Linked DNA regions of Mus musculus: region 2 is linked to region 1. Evidence: chromatin loops called from intact Hi-C (ENCODE). Cell type or tissue: gastrocnemius. All regions are shown on one strand.

The links. Hi-C counts contacts between places; a loop is a spot of excess contacts. Peaks named below come from ENCODE experiments on the same cell type or tissue, not always from the same donor. Only the 100,000 strongest peaks of a DNase experiment are listed, where the experiment ranks them.
Region 2: it touches region 1 in a loop (12-fold over the local background); 29 of 42 quality-filtered maps call a loop at or near these places.

Annotation. Positions count from the first base shown.
Region 1 is chr7:49,919,287-49,927,286 of GRCm38, reverse strand. All of the region lies in intron 5 of Slc6a5 (solute carrier family 6 (neurotransmitter transporter, glycine), member 5), which reads right to left. Among named protein-coding and RNA genes, the nearest start is that of Slc6a5, 13 kb to the right of the region's middle. In gastrocnemius, a CTCF peak has its summit at 3,676 (motif pointing right); DNase peaks (open chromatin) are centred at 2,851, 3,685 and 4,269; H3K4me3 peaks cover 366 bases; H3K27ac peaks cover 312 bases.
Region 2 is chr7:49,774,339-49,782,338 of GRCm38, reverse strand. Prmt3 (protein arginine N-methyltransferase 3) reads right to left here and starts at 3,981. Exons shown (of 16, transcript NM_133740.2): 1 at 3,838-3,981; 2 at 3,626-3,758; 3 at 1,948-2,030; 4 at 1,169-1,218; 5 at 295-397. The coding sequence starts at 3,862. In gastrocnemius, no CTCF peak of the experiment used is centred here; DNase peaks (open chromatin) are centred at 3,569 and 4,028; H3K4me3 peaks cover 1,327 bases; H3K27ac peaks cover 1,036 bases.

The DNA of each region.
Region 1 (8,000 bases):
ATGTCTGTGAGTTCAAGACCGGCCTGGTCCATATAGTTAGTTCCAGAACATCCAGGGTAATACGGTAAAACCCTATCTAAAATAAATAATTAAGTTTTTAAATAAAGAAATGAGCTTTTTAAAGTCATTAAGGTCATTTAAAGGTCAATATCATGACTGAAGTCCCATAGGTCATAAGATCTAAATTCAGACCCAGATCCTTAGGACACTACAGAAGGCATATCAGTTACAGATATCAATTTGAGCAGGGGTATCCTGTGAGGCTCCTTCTTAAGTGCTATTGCTATAGAAGGCTTTCTAGTAAGTGGTCTCTCTGGCCAGGACAAGAGTGCCAGCCTATAATCCCAGCATGTGTCAGACAGAGGCAGGAAGATCAAGGAGGCTGGGATACAGCTCAGTTGGTCGGTTGCCAGGCATGCAGGAAACCCCAGGTTCAATTCCCAGCACCGCATAAAACCAGGTGTAGTTGCTCACATCTGCAATCCCAACACTCGGGAGGTGGATGCAAAGAGGTCAGAACTTTAAGGTTATGACCAGCTTCACAGCAGTTTCTAAAACATCCTGAACTAGATTCTGTGTCAAGAAAAAAATAATAATAATTTCTAAGCCCTGCTTTGAAGCACCACCTAGTAATATAGACAACACACAGTAGGTACTCTTAGAACCTGTGCTATGCTCTTTCCACACTCACATGGGTCAGCAGGCCTAGTGACCACACTGTGTGCTAAAGGGCCTTCAACAGGACCTGAGAATGTGTCGTCTTGGTGAATGTGATCATCATGGGCCATATAGTAATATCCAGAAACATTTCTAACTTTTGCATCTGAGCAGCTCAGCACTATTGACATCAAGAGCATAAAGACCAAGGCTGCTGCTGCTGCTGCTGCTGCTGCTGCTGCTGCTGCTGCTACAATGAGCAAGTCAGTTCTCCATGTTGACAAAGAATTATCCCATGCAAAATCCCAATAGCTGAGAATGCCTGGAATAAGAAGAGAAAGTCAACCAGTCAACCACATGAGCGTTAGCATGCCAGGGTGCAGGGGTGCCAGGGTGCCAGGCACCGTTGAGGTTTGGTCTTTTGCTTGTGTTGTAATGCTAAATGCTGGCCTCCGAGGCCTGGGTGCCTCCAGGGATACGAGGGTCTGCACTTACCCAAGTGACTTACACAAGTGATACTTTGTAACCTTGACCCCCACCCCACTTACCCAAGTGACTTACACAAGTGATACTTTGTAACCTTGACCCCCACCCCAAAAATTTTCCCTGAATGGTGAATAAAATGCCTACAGCTTGGGAGAAGAAAGATAGGCAAAGATGGGTTCCTGGGCTTGGAGCTGAGGAGACCATAAGGGTGAAAAGAAGGTGGGAGAGGAGAAAGATGTCATAGGTTAGGAGTTGGGAAAGCATGGTCATGAAGGCTGGCCAATTGGAGTTAAGAGCAGCCCAGATGAAACATAAGTAATAACTTGGGGTTATCGATAGGACATAGATTTTAATAGCATAGAGGATAGATTTCTGCCCAGCTCTAGCGCTGATTAAGGCGTACTGTAAATAATAAAAGTTGTGTGTCTTTTATCTAGGAACTAAATGATCAAAGGTGAGTTAGAAGTCCCAGATTGAGAATAAATAATTTCTACAATAAGACCCCATGCTGGGCTCAGCTCAAGAAGTCGTCTTTAGACACAGCAAGCATAGATTATTTTAATCTTTACTCTCAATAGGAAGAAGCTGGGGTATTTCTGACCGTTTTGCAATGTGTTTCTAACAGCAGTATAAACTGCTAGACACACAGCTGTGGGTTTTCTCAGGGGTGAAGCACTAACTAGCATGCCTAAGGCCCTAGGTTCTAATTCCAGCACCACAGAAGGGGATGCAATAAGTAAAAATGGGCAGAAATTTGAAACAAAAAGCCCGCTGGACTCCCAAAAGACAGTTTCATCAAGCACCAAGTAGCAAGACAACTGGCACTGTGAGGACTAGGTCTCGGGGATGTCTGCAACACTGGATGCTCATGGCCCCCAAGCCTTACGTCACCCCTGTGAGCCAAGTCCTGGAATCAGCTGGTACCCAGAGCTGCAGCCGCTTACCAAGGATGCAAGTCCTGCCAGGAGGAACGGGGCACTTGCTTTTTGCAGTCCTCACTCTGATCTACCCCACTCTGGAGTACACAGCAGGGCTCATGGGCTCGTGCACCTAGAGAGTCCAGCACAGGGGCCCAAGGAGGAAGGCACAAATGGGGAATGACGGCAGCAGCAGACAGATTGTTCCCACCAATCCGCAATGACCTTTTCCAGATGTTCAGGTCCAGATGCAGAAAGTGAGTCTGCATACCATCTTCCTTTTCTAAGTTTTGGAGAATGAGTTAAAATTGTTCTAGACACCATGACAAAATGCATGCAGTGAAGATGCATTGTGCCACGCTCCAAGCCACGCCCCAAACCATGCCCCGAGCCACACCCTCTGTGAGTGCAGCCACAAGGGCAAGAGTGGGGGTTCAGGCTTCCACCAGGCCTGAGAGCACCTCCAACTGCTAGGGATGGATGGATCTCGTTCACGGGGCTATTGCAGGGTCCAAAGTAAGTGAGATAAGAGGCTTAAAAATACTCAATACATCCTAGCAGTAACTCAATCTTCGTCATATTACCTGTCCACGAGGCAGACTGTACTCTGTATCACTTCCGAGGAACACACTGACCTACCTCAATGGCCGGCTGCTCCCCCACCCCCACCCCTAGTTATCTCAGAATGCCGAGGGAAGATTCCAACAACATGGGCTGCTGATGTTGCTCATTGCTAGAGTGTTTGCCTAGCAGCACGAAGCCTCCGGTTCAGTCTTCGGATGCACATTAGACCACGTGTGGTGGTGTACACCTGTAATCCCGGCATGTGACAGGCTGAGACAGGAAGGCTGCCAGGAGCGTGAGCCCAACCTTATCTCAAACAAGCAAGATTCAAATAACAGTAGAAAACCCCTCCCCTTCTGATTGGCTCCCCAGACTCTCTCCGAGGAGTACTAATAATTACTTCCCGGGCCAAATCATTCTTTGCTGGAAGAAGGCTGTCCTATGTGGTAATAGCCACTGGCTGCTGCTCACCAAACACTAGTAGTCTTACCACCCCAGACCAAAAACAAAAGCAAAAACAAAAACAAAAACTGGCTCTGCTAAATCTCAGGCTGAGAATCTGTTTCTAGGTGTCTCCTAGAAGCTGCCTTTTCAACATTAGCTCTTTAATTAAAAAAACAAAACAACAAAACCAAAACAAAACAAAATAAAAACAACAACAACAAAAACATTTTCAGAAGGATTCCAGACTCCCGACTATCAAATCTTTGCTGGGGAAGATTTCTTCTTTTAATTTCTTTTAATTTCTTCTTTTAATTTCTTTTAATCCCCTGAACCAGGGGATTAAAGTTCCACTCAGATCCTTTTGGCGTAAATCACCACGGCTTAATTCTGATTTTTCCTGATGAAAAGCAACCCATCCGCTAAGATCTCAGTGATCGCTGCTTGCTTCCAAAATTGCCTTTGTAAAGACTCCCTGGACCCGTGAATGCCCAGAGGACCACCGACCAGCCAACCCAGTGTAGCCTCATAAGATCCAGTTCCAGGTTCCCACTGCAATGCTGCAGAGCCACCAGCAGCCTCGAGCCTCCTGCAATGTCTCTTCTAACCACTAGGTGGCAGGAGCGTGCTTCTCGGCTCTCTGCCCTTTCTGTCCGCCAGAGAAGCAGTGACAGGCCATCTCATCAGAGCTCCGCGGCCCAACAACCCCGAACAAAGAACAGCGATAATGATCGGCTAAATTGGAAAGCTGTTGGAATGGGATTCTCTTTACTCGGGCAATTATTAATAAATGAAAGCACAGGAAAGACCGGGGAGAAAAGGGATCATTTAATTAAAGTTCTAATGAAAATTAAGCCATTCCAGAAATAGAAATGGTGTTTATACTGTTCCAATTTGAGCTGACCCAGCTAAGGCCCTGTTTGAACAAAACAGTGGCTGAACTCATTCCGCAGGGTAGGGACAAACTGTCCTCCATTGCAGATCCTTGGAGGGCTGAGTCAGCCTGGGCAGTAGCCTGTCCTACAAGCTGTACCTAGAGACGCAGGAAGCTGAGACTAGAGGATTGCCATCTGAACTACAGAACAAGGCCTTGCCTTAATAAAAACGGGAAGGAAGATGAAATGACTAGGCATGTTCTGCCTCTCTCTGTAGGCAGCCCCAGGGCTGGTCTCGGGCTGGAGTGGGCACAGTGCTTGGCATCTGCATGCTGACATGAACAATCAGACAACATGATCAGAGCAACACTGGTGGTGGACACACCTCCACCCACTGTGTGTGAGGGTCACAATGTTAAGCCATTTATACGTCCGTTCATCTCCTGGGACAGTGCCAGGCTTGCTTTGAAAACGAAGTGGTTACAGGGCTGAGGCGGTGCCTTGGGGGTCATGTGGGGAACACTGCAAGGGAGGAGAGGGGGCATCAGGTCCATTTCCCAAAGAAGCCTAGCTTGGTGTATTCATCTTGGAGATGGCATGGGAAAAGCTATTGTCTAAATTCCCAACAGCTGGGCCAAGCAGAAGGGATTTAAAGCAATGTGTATCTCTATAGGTCAGGATTCTCTTACCTTTCTACGGCACCTCAAAACCCAACAGGATTGAAACCCCTATCAAAGAGAACTTGACCCCATGTATAGAGCCCACCCATGTACAAGTAATGCAGAAGCTGAGGGGAGTGCAGAGAGGGGGTGGGGGAATATTGATACTTTGCTTTATTTAATTAACAAAAAAAAAATTAGAAACTATGGCTAAGCGTGCTGCGGCCTCTGACTCATTCATGGGCTCCTAGGAATAATCAGAGAAATATGCCCATTGTCTGTGCTCTGGTTGTTTTAATGGTGTACGGCTGGTGAATAGATGCCTAGCCATGCCAGGCCCCATAGCCCTCTGCCTCTCAGGGTTGCTTCACACCACACTGGAGAGAGACATGAATCCAAACCAGGGCAGGGTCATGCCTGCCTCTCTCTTAAGGCATCACCTATATGCCTGGCCAAGGTACCTAGGTAGCTTTAAAAAGAATAAACACACACATGTAAAAATGAATAGACTACACAATAGATGCATATCTATGACAGAAAAATGGAGCAAAGATGGGCCCCAAATTGTTCAAATTTTTATCCTTACATCCATGTAGGTATCTCTAATAAAGATAAAATCCCACTATGAACATAGCATGCTTTTAAATGTATTAGGATGTGGGAGGTTTTTCCCATGCTTTTATATATGACTATTTGTTTTTAATGATTATAGAATAACTTATTATGAAGGGTGAGCCATGATTTATTTGAGCAATGGAATTGTGGGGCTCTTTATCACATACTAAGTTCCTACTGCTTTCCAGCACTGTGAATGTGATTGCAATGAGCAGTTTCGTACCATATTTATCTGTCTCTAATTTTCCCTTTGCACGGATGCCTCCACGTAGAATCATCACAGTGATAGCTTAGCTATTGCGTGCGTGATCTTTCTTGCTATCACACAGAATATCAACCACAAATATCACTGGGGGGGGGGAACACCTGTCATGATATCACTTTTGCTGGGACTTGATAGACTAGAACACGTGGACCAAAGATTCTTTAAACACCCCGGACAGGCAGAAAATATGGGGGTCACATGGCCCAAAATGCAGACCTTGCAACTTACATTGCAAGTTTGAAAACTCCCCTTAGTCATCTGGGGAAAAAAAACAATAATCATCGCGTCACTTGCCGTCTGCAATCCGCAGGTTCTGTTCAAGAGGGGTAAAAATGTGACTTTATGGTGCAGCCTTGCAGTCTAGGAAGCATTTAGCACTGGGGTAAGTCTGTGGCCTTAAAAGACATGCATACTTGGACTCCAGTCCCCAAGTCCGACCAGACACCTAATTCAGAGCTTCTGCTCAAGGTTTTTCGCCTGTGACATAGAAACAACGGAATGCCTATGTAGGCTTGTTGTGCATATTAACATTGAATAGTCAATGAAAGAGCGTCTCAGACAGACAGCGTGCAGTGAAAGTGGCTGTCTTTAATATGTGCTCAGATGCTACACTGGTGAGAGTGGACCTTCTTGGTAGAAGACTGCATATTTCTGAATGATACTCCCACCTGGGGGACAGCTGCAGGACACTGATCGCTGTGACCATATGGCCTCTCAGGCTCGCTCCAGAAAGCATCCTTGGATCCTAAATCAAAAGCCACAACTTGATCCAGCACATAGTCTTGGAAGGGAACTTCCTTTCCAGTCAGATTTTGGCAAAGACAAGCTGGACTCTGGGATGGGTTATGACCTGAGTTTTCTCCACTCCAGGAGGCAATTCCTGGAATAACGTGCTTGATCTAAACTTGCTGGTTGTTTCCAAGAAGATATTCTGGCATCTGATTGCTGCCTGGGATTCTGTGGAGAGCTGCAAGTGAATCTCTCCAAAATCACAGATTTTTTTTTTTCTTTTTTAGAGGTAAGTACTGCATGAGGCAAAGAAGGTGGGCCACGCCTCATTCCAAAACCAAGTATGGTCCACATTGTCAAAAACTATTCTGGAGGTGGGGAGGGTGTTAGTTACTCAATGGTGGCTCACGTGTGTGTGTTCAGTCCCCAACGGCAAGAAAAACAGAAAGGCACTGAGCAACTTCTACCCTGGTAGTTAGTTCCTAGCTTGGCTTATACTTGAGCAAAAACAACATATTGCTTCCTTTATTGAGATGGGATCTCATGTAACCCACTGGCCTCAAGCTTGCTATGCAGTCAAGGATGACTTTGAATTTCTAGTCCTCCTGCCTCCACCTCCAGAGTGCTGGAATGAATCGTAGACATTCACTACCACACCGAGCTTATGCTGTGCTAGGGATCAAACTCGGGGTCCTATGCACGGTACACAATACTCTATCAACTGAGATGGATCCTAAGTCCAAATCTGAGAAGATTTTAAATCCTGGTTCCCAGAGTCATTGATGCAGTCTGATCTTTAATTCATCAAGTTTGTTCCTTAAGTGACTGACATTGCTCATTCCCAGGTGATTCTGATATGCAGCTACCAGCTTTGGGTACCACTCTAGTGCCCTGAGAAAACTGTCAACAGGGAACCAGTGGAGATGAAGACTATGAGCCCCACAGATACTGAGGGACACTTAGCCTTGGTCATGCATCCATAGGGAACCTGTGCAAGCCCCGTTCCCCACTCCTGAGCCCTGCCAGGTGTGCAGAATTTGGATTGAAGGGAAACAACTTTATTGTTCCTCTCTTTTGCTGTTATTCAAAACCTTTCTAGGTGGAGGCTGGGTGTGGGGTGGTGTGTGTGTGTGTGTGTGTGTGTGTGTGTGTGTGTGTGTGTGTAAAAGCACTACAGTGTATACTGTGTCCTTCAATGTGGGACTGGGACTATATAGGACATGTGTTGATTTTAATGTGCGATGTCCTCCATAGATTCACATATTTGAGCACTTGGTCCCCAGTAGGTGGTGCTGTTGGGGGAGGATTAGGAGGCGTGGCCTTGCTGGAGGAAGTACATGATGACTGGGAGCAGGCTTGAGGGTTTATAGCATTGCCCATGTGATGGTGTGAATAAGAATGTCCCCTATGGGCTCATACGTTTGAGTGCTTAGTCATCAGGGAGCGGCACTGCTTGAGAAGGATTAGGGGTGTGGCCTTGTTGGAGCAGGTGCATCACTGGGTGGGGTTTAAGGTTCCAAAGGCCCACACCAAAGCCAGTGTCTCTCTCTTCCTGCTGCCTGCTGTAGCCTCAAGTTATTGTCCCACATCTAAGGACATAGTTTATACTGTCGTACTTTTACACACACATGTATGTCACACATATATGTCACACACACACACCACCCAGCCTCCACCTAGAGAAGTTTTGAATAAGACCAAAAGAGAGCAACAGTAGAGATATTTCTCTTCTACCCAAACATTGCATACCTGCAGGATTTGGATGTAAAACTCTCAGCTATTTCTCCAGTTA
Region 2 (8,000 bases), 140 kb after region 1:
AATAGTCAATCCTGTAACTGCAACAAAAGGGTGAGCACACAGTGCAGACACACTGGAAAAGCCAGGAAGCACAGCCAGAAGGGACGACTGGCGCAACGCTTCCTCGCTCCTCCAGAACACGGCCAACTTAAAGCTTGCAAACTGCTTACTTTCAGAATCATCTACTCTTTTATCAACCACATGAAAACGGAAAGCAAATCACTGCTTGAGTGACGAAGGTCCATTTTCTTTGCTTCATTTGGTGTAACAAATGGCCTGAGGCTAGCTAAAGCAGATAGAGAAGGTTCGTCTCACCAAACTGAAGCAAAAGGTCATCTTCCAACACTGGCTTCAGGTACTCATCTTTTTCCCAAGGCACAGGGTTATATATGGAATTCATATATTCAACCGTAGGATTCTGGGCATGAAGATAAAGCACACTGTATTCATTGTTTGCAATGACAAAGCTCCCAAAAAAGGAGTGAGGAACTTAAGCAAAACAGAACTCAAATCTGCACAAAATGGTTGCACCTGTGTTTACCCGGCATTCTAAATGGCTACAGGGCATTCTTATACTCTCTGATGCCAGGAGAGTGACACCAGCTCAAACATTCATTTCAAAAGGACAAAGAACAAAACATTTGAAAAAAATAAACAATGTAGGATGGAGAAATGGCTGAGGGCCTAAGAGCATTGGCTATCCTTACAGAACAGCTGGGTTCAATTCCTAGCACCCACATGGGGGCTCACAACCAACCATCTTTAACCCAAGGTCCAGAGGATCCTGACGGCCTCTTTTGGCTTCTGCAGGCACCAGGCATTCAGGCAAAACATTCATATACATAAAATAAGATAGAGATTTAAAAGAGAATAAACTGTGGACATTTTTAAAAGCTCAAAGTTCCTGAATCAGACTAGAAATGATTTGATTTTACTGATAGTTTTCCTTTTATCTAATATTGCTTTCTGCATAGTACTGATCAGTTTAGTTAAACATGACAGGACTAAGCAGAGGGGACATGTCCACCTGGAGCGTCACACAGCACTCTTTTCTCAGGCCCACAATTCCCACAAGATGAAAAATGCCAAATTTGAAACAACAGCTCAAAATTTACTAAATAATCAGGACAGCGACAGTCTCTATGAACTCCAAAAATTTCTAAATAAAATTATTAGGTTTCCAACTTACCTTAAGTCTAATAAAATTTATTAGTTTAATGTATCCATAAAATTCAAGTCCTAAATAGGAGAAAAGACAATTCATTGATTTTAATACAATGTATTTGTTTTAACTCATCTGTAAATTTTCCTCCAATGATATATTTCCGACCTCTAAAGTATCACTTATTATTTGGAATTTTGCATTAAGAATTAGGAGCTGCAATTTTGTTACTTTTAAATATTTAAGCTGAGAATTAGCCACAGGTAACAGGTTTTGAAGTGTTTTGCATTTCATTAAAGAATTTATTTATTATCATGCATGTGGGGGGTACGCTATATGGGGGAGGGAGAGTGTGATGTGTATATGTAAGTGTGCTACCCTGCACAAGTGGAGGTCAAAGAATACTGGCTGTCTTCTTCCACCTCTGTGTGAGTTCTGGGATACAAACTCAGATTGTCAGAACTGTGGCAAAATGGGTGAGAGCACTTACACAGAAGGCATAAGGCCATGATTGCGATTCTCAGCACCACATAAAACACCAGGCAGAGGTGGCAGCCTTTTGTACTGTTAATGCTTGAGAGGCAGAAGCCAGGGATCATTCAAGAAAGCTGCTAGCTAGAGCAGCTGGGTCAGCGAGCTCCAGGTTCAAGTGAGAGGTCCTGCCTCAATGCACACAGTAGAGCACAACTGAGGAAGACAGCTAACATCAGCTGGGGGGAACTACACACAAAGGAAAGAAAGGGTCTGGAAAAAGGGTCAATCTAAACTTCACAAGCAAACCTGCCTTTATGCTAAGAGATACTCACCATGTTTATGGACCATACTATCAATATTAAATTGATGCTCCAACTTACAGTGTGAAAACGTTTCCTCAGCAGAGGCGAACAACCTGAAGAGACAAGCATAGAGTCTCCTGGAACAGTCTCAGAGGAGGTCAAAATACTGAATGTTAGCACTTCCTCCAGGCTCCACCCAACAGTTACCTAGCAACAGCCTACCCCCTCCCTTCCCCTCCATTCCTCTCCTCACCTTCCCTCTCTCTTTCTCCATTTACTCTCTCCCTCTCTCTCTTCCCTTGTGACCCTGGCTGGCCTTTCCTCCTCTTCCTCTCTCTTTCTGTCCTTCTCTGTCCCCCTCCCTCTGCCTCTACCCCCTTCCCCAGGGTCCCTAAACCTGTCCTTTGGCAGATTCCTCAGGGGGACTCCTCAGCAAGTCCCAAGAGGAGCTCCCTCCCTCTGGCGTTACACCACAACCGTTTTAGACAACACTGAATACCCCAAATTTACCCAGAGGCTTCTGGGTAATAAAGCTCTCTCTGATATATTTGGTTTCTCTCAAGTCACAAAAGTTCCCTAGTTGAGCCTCTTTCCCCTCCCTCTGAACCCAGCATAGTGTTTTTAGACACAAAGCACACAATTATACAGCTGGCACATTCCCAAAGTGCCAGATTTCAAGTGACCTTGGTAGTCCTACAGCACCTGCACTACAGCGTGAAGAATAACACTTCTTTTGTATGTAACCTCCAACACTGAAGGACACGAACGAATATACAGCAGAGACTCCGCACTTCACTTCTGTATGCCTAGCACACAGGCAACTCTCAATGTCTGCCAAGACAGGTCATCTGGATCATCCTCGCAGCCTATCACAGGGCACTGCACCACAGATGCTCAATAAATACAATAAATACGAGTGTGCAGTCATTCTCCTCTCCAATGAGGCGCCACCTAGGACCACTAATATGCCACCAGTCAGCACCAGGAACCGACACAGGGGGCGGGACCCAGCAGCGCTAGTCAACATCAATCACCCCTTTTTCAGCCAAGTCACTTCCATCTAAGATGCAGGATTTTAAGTGAAAAGAAGGTGTGTCCTAGGAATATAAACAGCAGCTTCGTGACCTTGAACAAGTTGGTGGCTCTGCAGCCTCATTTTCCCCTAAGTACAAAGAGCATCAGTTCCTCCCTCAATCATGGAAGTGAGCTAGTTCTGTCTAAATGGCTCAGTTGAATGTTACATGAGAAGAGAACGTCCTATTATAGGATGGTAGAAATGGAAGCGCGCTTCCAGTCTATGCGCTTTCAAAGTCTGGTATCCAAGGAACAGAATGAAAAACACCCAGCCTTCATGGAATCCCTAATTTAGGACTAAGGTGTGAAGTTCAGATTTTTTCTGGGTGTGTTTTCGAGAGGGTCTAGCTTGGTGACTCAAGGCTGGCCTGGGATTCCTGACCATTCTCCTGCCTCAGCCTCCAGAGTGATGGTATGCCAGGCCTGACTTAGTATGGGGGGTGGGGGGGGGGAATTAGAGTGAGGGGTGGGGTTGACTGGGCTGCAGAGGCAAACCCAGAGCGCGGTCCCCGGCTCCGCCCCCCCCGGACCACGTGAGCAGCCCCTTGTCAATCAACCGTCCCGCGCGGGCCGGAGCCTCGGGCCCGCCACGTGCTCGCTGGCGCTGCGGCGCGCCTTCCACACCGGCACGAACCTGTCACAGAACAGGCAGGGTGTGTGCTGCCGGCCGTGCGCGGGCTCAGTGTCCGCGTCCTCGTCCTCCCAGCCCGCGTCGTCTCCGCTGTCCGACAGTTCCAGGGGCTCCGGCCCCAGCTCGGCGCCACGGCCTGCAGAGCACACACGGTCAGCACCGAGACCCGCGCCCGCCCACCCGCGCCCCGCCGCCCTACGCGAGGGGGCACCCACCGTTCCCCGCCGCTAGCGAACACATGGCCGCCGACCAAGCGCGCGGCCGCACAGCGCGGCACCGGAGCCGGGAACGAGCGGCGCGGGTGCGCGGGAGCCCCCAAAGCGATCCACACGCGGAGCGTGAACCGTCCGGAGAGCGCTTCCGGGTCACGTGGGCGTAGGGGGCGGGGCACCGCTCTCCGGCTTGGACGCTTGCGCAACCGAGGCGCCGGCGCTTACAAGGTTGAGCACCGACTTATCGCAGCGCCCTCTGGCGGCAGAGATGGCCAATGCAGGCCAGGCTCGGAGGCTCTGGGGAAGACAAGAAAGCCCCTTAAATTAACCTGTATGCTGATGTATGTGGGTGTGCACTCAAGCCCCACACCCCTACTAGGGGTTAAAGTGATAAAGTGAGAACCATGGGCTTTACAAACACCCTAAGTTTGAACTCTATTTCTGAATGCTTGAATTCTAAGCATGAGCAGGTAACCTGCCTTCTCTTGGCCTCAGTTTCCTGACTGGTAAAGCACTCTCATGACTGCAGTAACCTGATGGTTATGGTAAGACTTACACGTGTGTGAAAAGTTTAGGCATTAACTTGAGCCTATACAATGGAAACAGGTGGACTGTGTGATATGTGCCAACAAATGCTCTCTGCCCTGCCTGTGGGGTTAGGGAGGATACCAGGGTTCCCGAGTCTCAGGCTGCCTCCTTTCTAATATTCCTAGTATCTAACAGTGGAGTTCCCTTAGGCAGGTGGGAAGCAGTAATTCTGGGTAGGTAAAGCCTCCAGGCTGCAGATGAGGCTGGACTCTGCATGGGGCATGTTTGAGGACATGGCCAGCTAGGCCTGCATAGTATAGTGTCAGACAGCTCAGTTCAACTTCCCACCATGCACACCCTCGAGCCAGTGTACTGCTGATCACTGAAGCTCTTTGGTGGGCAGTTCCTCTTCCCCTCTGTTGTGTTTTATAAAAAGATAAAGGGAGAAGGGATATGTTTTGGTGGAGGTGTAGTCAGGTGGGGGGGGGGGGGGAGTGGTGCCTCTGCGGGCCCATGCTGAGGCACCTCTTCCCCCTGAGGGCATGGTATAGTAATAGTATAGAATAGAGTTTATTCAGGGCATGGGGAGGGGAGTTAAGAAGGTAATAGAGACAGAAAAAGGCAGAGAGAGAGAGAGAGAGAGAGAGTAGCGGATTAGAGGAGTAGAGGCCAGCCATGAGCACGTGGAGAGAGAGGGGGGAGGGAATGGGGAGAGAGGGGGGCAGGAGCCAGAAGGCAAGAGGACTCAGAGGGGACAAGCAGCCCCTTTTGTAGTGACTCAGGCATACCTAGCCAGGTAACAGGGGGGGGGGTGCTAACACCCTCCCCCAACAGGATTTTGCTCACATCATAATTTTTTAAAATATTTTTGAGAATATCACACAGTGTCTCTTGATCATATGCCTCCCACTCCTCCTCTTAATTCCTCTCAGATCCATCCACTCCCATGGCCCTACCCCTCACCTTTATATCCTTTTAAAAAACAATAACATGGATTCCAGTTTCTGGGGTCCATATACTCTGGGTTGGGGGACAACCACAGGAGTGTGGTCAACCTACCAGAGGTCACAGCCTTAAAGAAAACTCCCTCTCTGAGAAACATCCACTGTCATAGCTCCTCAGGAGTGGGTACTCAAGAATCCCCAGCCACGCCATGTTAGAATGCTGACTGGCTTCTCTCGTGCAGGCAACCCCAGCTGCTAGCTTTACGAGTGGTCCTGGTATGTGCAGAAGACGGTTTCCCTCCAGTCCTCCCAACCTCTTACAGCCTGCCTACCCCTTGTGAAGGTTTGAATAAGTATGGTCCTCCCCACAGAATCATATGTTTGAACGCTTGGCCCATGGAGAGTGGCACTATTAGGAGGTACGGCCTTGTTGGAGTATGTGTGGCCTTGTTAGAGGAAGTGTGTCATTGTGGAAGCAGGCTTTGAGGTCTCCTATGCTCAAACTCCACACAATGTGGAACTCAGTCCCCTTCTACTGCCTTTGGATCAAAATGTAGAACTCTCAGCTCCTCCAGGACCATGTCTGCCTGCACAATGCCATGTTTCCCACCATGATCATAGACTAAACCTCTGAAACTATAAGCCAGCCCCAATTACATGTTTTCCATTATAAAAGTTGTCTTGGTCATAGTGGTCTCTTCACAACAATAAAACCCTAACTAAGATGCCCCCCTTCCCAGTCACATCAACCATTTCTAAAAACAGGTTGTGTTACTCTGGGAACAGCCCAGGTCTTCCTTATTGTCTATTACTGTCTATTATCTTCTCCACCTCCTCTCCCTCCTCTTCCTCTCTTTTTCTCTTTCCCAAATACCCCATTCCATGGTCTGGCTCACAGAAGAGGACAGGGTCCATCACATCACCTTCTGAAGCTCTCTGACATCCTAGGACATTGCCAGATATCTGCTGGCCCTCTTGGCTAGCAGACTGCTCAATGACTTATCACCACCTTGATAGGAGCACCTGCTGAACAAATGAATGAATGTACAGCCTTTCTTTATCTGGGCCCATCCGACTCTCTCTCTGCATAAACTTCTCTCTCCAGCAAGCCACATTTTTCTCTGTTGAAGGAACCTGCTGAACCATAGTGGTGCCCAAATGTTGATGGTGACAGTAATTAATGCCAGTCTAGAGGCCCAGAACCTTCTGTGAGGCTGACATCTCGCTACAGTACAGGGCTTGGGTATGGGCTATTTTCTCTCCTACTCATGAAGATAGATCCTTCCAACATCACTCTACTCTGTTATTGAGATCTGACTGTAGACTTACTCGCTCCTGAATGTTTGATGCGCAGAAACAGTAGAGAGTAACTTAAAACTGGCCACTGAGTCTAGCCGTCTCCAGAGCCCACAAGGCTCAGTGTATTCTTATGGGTATCCCCAAAGGCTGCTTCCCTTCTCTTCTCAAAGCCCAAGACTGTTATGATGGGAACACATCCAGCTCCTCCAAGCCCAGCCATGAGGGAACCCACCAGCAGGAAGAAAACTTCTACTTTTGAGATGGGGTTTTACTATGTAGTCCTGGAAGACCTTGATCCTTGCGCCTCAGCCTCCCTGGTGCTAGGATTACAGGCAGGCATCCAGCTCTGTCTCCTTGAAGCTCACTTGCCAAGATCCCAGACTGCTCTAGAAGAGTTGACATTGACAATGTCTGCTGTCTTCCAGGAATACAAACCCATACTACAGGGAACGGTATTCACTCAGCAGTGTCCACCAAAAGTTGAAATGTAATCAGGACAATAGACAGTCATTGAAGTCAAGTGACTTAGATCCCCCAGCACAGAAGCTGCACCTGTCCCATGATGTAACTGGCACAATGTGCTCCTCTGGGCACTGCCCCTTCCCTCTGTTTTCCTTTCCTGCCTGTTTAATGTGTATCATCGAAAGAAGGCTGGAAACATAGCTCCATTGGTAGACTTCTTACCTAGCATGCATAAAGCCTTGGGTTCAATCCCAGCACTACAGAAACCAGGCATGATGGGGCAAATTTATAATCCCAACACTTGGGAGGTAGAGGAAGAAGAATCGCAAGTTCAAGGTCATCTTGGATTGCTTATTGAATTTGAGGCCAGCCTGGGCTACCTAAGACCCTTTCCCAAAACAAAAGACTAGAAAAGCGCACCACACTGAGTCTTTCACAGTCTAGTGTCCAGGAATTTTAGATTAACCAGCATTTGCAATTGAAAGGAGCCTGGATCAAGAGAGAAACACAAGAATTTAAGTTTTAATTGAATATACTAAGTTAACTGGAAACCTGGAAACAGGGGTACTTTAACAGAGTGGTTAAAGAAACCACCTGCAGGGAGCTGGGTAGATGGCTCAATGGTTAAGAATATTTGCTGCCCTTACAGAAGACCTGAATAACGTGTTCCTAGCACACACATAGGTAGATCTGTAACTCAGGTCCAGGGGATCCAGTGCCCTCTTCTGGTCTCTGAGGGAACACACACACACACACACACACACACACACACACACCCCAAAATACTAACAATGGGATCAGGCTGAGTGGGGTTTATCCTGACCCTGCCACTTCCTAGCGCTAGCTTTTCAGCTCTAGAGCCCTGAGCAAGGCTCAATAGTGTGCCTCAGACTCCCCATCTGCAATATAAGGATAAGAATACAAATTTAACTG